Linked DNA regions of Homo sapiens: region 2 is linked to region 1. Evidence: chromatin loops called from intact Hi-C (ENCODE). Cell type or tissue: heart right ventricle. All regions are shown on one strand. Links, peaks and the distances in the headings refer to the core of each region. The heading gives the core; the rest is flanking DNA.

What was found. Peaks named below come from ENCODE experiments on the same cell type or tissue, not always from the same donor. Only the 100,000 strongest peaks of a DNase experiment are listed, where the experiment ranks them.
Region 2: it touches region 1 in a loop (10-fold over the local background); 9 of 110 quality-filtered maps call a loop at or near these places.

The regions. Positions count from the first base shown.
Region 1 is chr13:50,385,965-50,388,882 of GRCh38, forward strand. The region is part of intron 2 of DLEU1 (deleted in lymphocytic leukemia 1); the gene reads left to right. Among named protein-coding and RNA genes, the nearest start is that of DLEU1-AS1, 140 kb to the right of the region's middle. In heart right ventricle, for the core only: a CTCF peak has its summit at 1,261 (motif pointing left); a DNase peak (open chromatin) is centred at 1,297; H3K4me3 peaks cover 1,233 bases; H3K27ac peaks cover 1,428 bases.
Region 2 is chr13:50,083,925-50,086,842 of GRCh38, forward strand. All of the region lies in intron 1 of DLEU2 (deleted in lymphocytic leukemia 2), which reads right to left. All of the region lies in intron 2 of DLEU1 (deleted in lymphocytic leukemia 1), which reads left to right. Among named protein-coding and RNA genes, the nearest start is that of DLEU1, 3.2 kb to the left of the region's middle. In heart right ventricle, for the core only: CTCF peaks have their summits at 1,246 (motif pointing right) and 1,446; no DNase peak of the experiment used is centred there; H3K4me3 peaks cover 443 bases; H3K27ac peaks cover 391 bases.

The DNA.
Region 1 (2,918 bases), core at 279-2,778:
AGATTCCAATGCTTTAAAGCCCTGTGCCAGCCCAAATGAATAAATAAGTCCTTACCTGGACTGTCTGGCAATTGCAATCCCTGCTCCAGTACAGCCTGGGCCTCATCCCCATGTTCCCTTGATTTATTACAAGAGGTCCATAAACACAGGTGCCAACCAAACCTTGTCTGTAGACTCTGTAATGCCACTCATATACTCACCTCTTAGTAAATTAAATTGCAAACTCACTTGTTAAATTCAAATTAATTTCCGAACCTTTTTTATTGGATACTTTCTTAATCATGATGATATATGGGGTTTATCCAGATTTTTTAAAAAATTCACTTTTTGAATTATAAAAGTCATGCATACGTATATGTTTATTGTGAAAAGATACATTTCTTTTCCTCCTGTGGATCTTCCCCTCAGAATTCCAGTTCTAATTCTACTCCTTGTGTGAACCCCTGAACATGCACCCATGCCCATTCATTTTTCTGGGCCCCTCACAGCAGCTCTAGCACCTCCACCTAAAAGGATTGAAAGGGAAGATGAGACCCCATTGCAGAATATTTGAAGTGGTTACTCATCAGCCCTGTATATACATATTAAAATTCTCTGAGTTGTTACAGCAGCTGTTGCAACTGAAAATAATTCAGCAAACAGGATCATTTTCTGTGTAGTTTATGGGCTCGGGAACAGTCCAGAAGCTTTGGAATTTGAGTTACTGTCAGCCCGCTGCTCAGCCAATCTCCACATGTCACAGGCTGGTAATTTGATCTACAGCTCCCTTGAAGTGAGTTTGTACTGAACACAGAAAGCTCTTTTTTCCCCCTTTTTGCCAAACGCTAAATAGCCTTTTATGTGTGTCTTTTTTCCCCTTACACAATCACGATTTGATTCAACAAAAATATTACACACCTTCTTCCTGAGGATTTTGTGTCCTTTTCTTGGACTCGCAGCTACACATTTTGGGCAGCAAGTTCCCTTGTTCCCTCGGCAGCTGCCTGCGCGCAGTCCTCCGGAGAGCCTAGGCCTGGGAGAGACCGCCTTGGATTTAGCTGGGCCTAAGAAAACACAGGCACAGCAGTGAGAAAAATATTATCTTCCAATTCCCCTTCCTTTCAAGACTCAGGAAATCTGCTTCTTTTCAGTGCTCTTATCACTGCTGTGAAGTTTTGATTTTTCCAATCTCCAGTGGTGGTTTAAAAGGAGCTTAGAGCAGAAGCTGAAAGGGCCTCCTGTATTTAGAGAGCAGAAGCCCCACCTGCTGTCTCTGGGGCACCTCCCAGTGGCCAGGGCCAGGGGGTGTGTCTGATGATGGAGACAGTTGGAGCCACTTCAGCACTGGCGCCGAGTTTATTTCATCTGCTGATATTTAGATTGTGGTGGGGAGGGCAGAATGCCTGATGATGCCGTCAGTTCACCACCATGCAACAGGTAGCCTGCTTTCCAGCTACTTTGCATGATATCCAGACTTTCTGGCATCAAGGCTTGGTGGCTCACAGGGCTTGAGGCAACACTACTCTGTAGCTTCCATTTTTTTTAGTGATTCCCTCACCGGTGGTGGATCTACCTAAGATCACAGTGGCCACGGTGGTATGCTATTTTGGGTTACTGAAAACTGAAACCTGTTTTTCGCTGAAGACAGTTTGCCTAACAGTTTAATAACCTTTATACTTAGAATATCAGGAGTCCTGTCTGTCTGATCAGCCAGTGGTACCATTAAGGAAAAATGAAAGATTGGTTTTCAGAGTCACTGAAGTTCTGGTGATATTTTAAATAAAAATTGAATACTTGGACATCTAAACTTATTTGATTGAAGCCTTGGGATGCCTAAAGTCATTGTGGTTGAGATTATATCTGTTTATGGCTGACAAAAATTATCATAAGTGTATAGAGTCTTATGTTGGGGACCTTGCTGTCCATCTCGAGACCATCTGCAGAAAATCCCAACAGCTGCAGTTTACTTCTCATTTTTCAGAATAGAGATTGATTATGAAGGAGGCACAAAACAAACCAATAAACAAAAAACCCAAATATTTGATTATGGCATTAACTTTATGGTCATTTCTAGAGGAGTGTGTGAGAGACATTAACTAGGTTCTGATTCTTGGAATAGATTAGACATTGGCCTTGCACCCAGCTCCACGGAATGATGTCCCCAGAAGGCCTTGCTTGTGCCTGGACACTGATGTCTGAGGAGTACGCTTCCCTGAGCTTTCCATGGGTCAATCTTAGAGGGCAGGGCTCCATGATCCTGGCCTTGACTGAAGGGGGAAGGATAGATTGGAGGTTTTTCCAAAGACTCACTGGAATTTGGAGATAAAATATTTAATAGGTTGAAAGCCTTTACAAGGGAGAACTCTGGTCTCCCTGTGAACGATGACCAAATATGGTAAAAATGTTCCCATTTCTGGTGGATCAATCAGTCCTTAAATATTTCTAGAATAACTTCCATGGTTAAAATCTGGATCCAGATTTTCTAATGAGCAATTTGCAGAAAGAACCCACCTGCATCAAATGGCAAAGTCAGAACCACGTGCAAGAGTGAACTGCACAGCCCTTGCTTAGCAACATGCCGCTTGTAGCCCACTGGGGGTGGAGTGCCCTCCAATCCAGACTCTACACTAAGAAATTAGGTAATTCAATGGCAATAGTAATTTTAGCTGCAGTTTAAGGAACGTTTACAGCTTTGAAACAGGAAATGGAAAACAATAAGTAAGAAACTATAAAATAAATTGAGCACATAGCTTTCTGTTACATTTTATACCCAGTGGTATGGAAAGTTTACTTAAGGAAATGACAAGGCTTATTTAGAGGACCAGCAACTTCTGGAGTCTTTTATTGAAATGGAAATGGGAGCAATGTTGGATACTCTTAAGGCTATTTCTTTGTAAATTCCCAATTGGGAAGCTTTAATATGTGTCCAGAAGGATTTA
Region 2 (2,918 bases), core at 247-2,746, 300 kb before region 1:
CTCATTGGACTGTTGTAAGGATGTAAATGAGCTAACATATTAAAGGAATTTCAACAGTGCTTGGCATATTAGTAAATGTTTGTTATTGTCAGTCAGTCATTGATCTTTTAAACTGGCTTCTTTAATGGTTGTTCAAAAATCAAACTACAGTTAGTGCCTTTAGGGGTCAGCATTTTTTTTCTTTTTTTTTCTGAGAGGGAGCCTCACTCTGTTGCCCAGGCTGGTTGGATCACTGCAACCTCTGCCTCCCGGGTTCAAGCAGTTCTCCTGCCTCAGCCTCCCATGTAGCTGGGATTACAGGTGCGCGCCACCACGCCCGGCTAATTTTTGTATTTTTAGTAGAGACGGGGTTTCACCATGTTGGTCAGGCTGGTCTCCAACTCCTGACCTCGTGATCTGTCTGCCTTTGCCTCCCAAAGTGCTGGGATTATAGGCGTGAGCCACCGCGCTGGGCGGGGTTAGCATTCTTATTCAAGAGCTCCTTAAAATGATAAATCAAACTGACAAATGATTTTTCCCAAATATGAATAATGATCCCTGTTAGGCAAATAAGGATGTTAATTTATTTTACCATCTCATAAGAATAATACCTGGAAATGGAATAGATTTATTGCTTTTTCTGATTGTTAAGGTTAAAAAACCGAGGCCCATCTAAAATATATATAAAGTAAAAATCATCCAAATTTCTAGCATTCAGGGATAACCACATATTGTTTGTACTTTAAAAATATAATGTACCTGTGGGGACAATCAGCTAGGGGGGGTCTGGATAAGTGGTATATTTGGGAGACATGTGTAAAATTGTACTAGAACTTACAAATAGGTAAGTAGCACAATCTGGTTTCCTCACTGTAGAATTTTTTATCTTAGTCCCCTTTTAGATATAATATGTCAAGAGAATTCTAAAGTGATGATGATAAATGATAACATTTATTGAAGACCTAATATGTGTCAGACACTGGGCTAAGCATGTACATGCATTTTTCCATCGAATCATCATGTAACTCATTAAGTGGGTGCAATTATCTCTATTTTGCAGAGACTAAAGTTTATGTGTAAGTCACTTTTAGAAGATTTAAGTCTAATTGTGTTTAAAGTCTTATTTAAGAAAAAATCTTTCATGAAAGCTTCTTGATTTGCTAAAATGGGAGAAAACAAAATCAACTAACATACAGTAGTTCCTATGCCTGAACAGAGAGCCCGATTGTAAAAAACGGTCTTTTGAAAACTAAGAATTTTATATTTGACCACAAGGGGGTGCAAATTCCTGAGTTAAATTTCAAAGGAAAAACGGGAAAAGTGCTTTTACTTTAGACCATCAAATTCGTGGGTTAAAACTAGTAAGAATTCCTGCCTGGAACTTTAATACCCTACAAAGTAATGTACTTTATAAGAAGAAAGAACTCAATTACTTAGGTGCTCAATTAGGGCAGAAGTGTCAGCTTGCTTTCTTCAATACAGTCAAGAGTTAATCATCCCTCCCCCACCCCTTTCCACTCACAGTTAGTTTGTGTCTCTGCATACCCCTCTTTACTTGTCAATAAGAGTAGAACTGAAGTCATAATTTAAAATCTGGGGTTTTGCTCTTGGAAACTGAAATGCAATCACCAGCTAATGGATGCTAAATATGGGTAGTGTGAAGAACAGAGGTCTTGTAATTTCTATGCTTTTTTTCCCTCCTGCTGAAGTTTATAATGAGTAAGCTACAACTGATGCAATGTTGGCTTCAACATATTAACTTATTTAGATAAAACTGTGAAAGCTATAGGTCTGTTCATCTTTCAAGAAAGAATGCAGGCCGGGCGCGGTGGCTCACGCCTGTAATCCCAGCACTTTGGGAGGCCGAGGCAGGCGGATCACGAGGTCAGGAGATCGAGACCATCCTGGCTAACATGGTGAAACCCCGTCTCTACTAAAAATACAAAAAAATTAGCTGAGCGTGGTGGCAGGCGCCTGTAGTCCCAGCTACTCGGGAGGCTGAGGCAGGAGAATGGCATGAACCTGGGAGGCGGAGCTTGCAGTGAGCCGAGATCGCGCCACTGCACTCCAGCCTGGGCCACTGAGCAAGACTCTGTCTCGAGAAAAAAAAAAGAAAGAAAGAATGCAGACAGTACCTTGAAAACAGTATATACTACTGAATGTATTAAAAACTTTGCTTAGCAGGGTTTTCAACTTCCTTTTATTTTCGTGTTGGTCTTGTTTCTCTGAGATGGGACTTAATTTAAAAAATACAACTTTTTTTGGAAATAATTTCAAATTTACAAAAAGTTACAATATTAAAAAGAGTTCAAAGAACATCTATATCATTTGCTTGCTCTTGTACATGGGTGAGTTTTCTTTTTCTCTCTCTCTCCATATACACAGTCTATAAAAAACACACAGAGGAAAAATACAAGAAAAAAACTTTCAACCCATATCAAGGTTTTATGATTATAGTTAAAAATATACATATCAAAAAGTCAAACTAAAATTTTGCAGTGTTGACACTGCCAAACTATTCTTTTAAGGAACATTGGTGTTCTATCAGCTAGTCCAGTGATTTTTGTTTTTTTAAGAGACAGGGTCTCTCTATATTGCCCAGGCTGGCTTCAAACTCCTGGACTCAAGTGATCGTCCATTCAGCCTTACAAGTAGCAGGGACTGTAGGCAAGTGCCACTGCACCCAGCTCAGTGATTCTTAAACTTTGAAAATGTGTTGAAAGTTATAGACCCTTTCTCTAGAATCATGCATGTATGTGAATAGTTTGCATATAGTTTCAGAGGTGGATGATGGTCCATGGAGTTCCTGAAGAAAAGTAAAGGAAAAATTATTCATACATATGGTAGGCAGAATAATGGCCTACCAAAGATGTCCAAAGATGTACATGTCCTAATCTCTCTGGGATTTGTGAATATGTTATGTTACACGGTGAGAGATA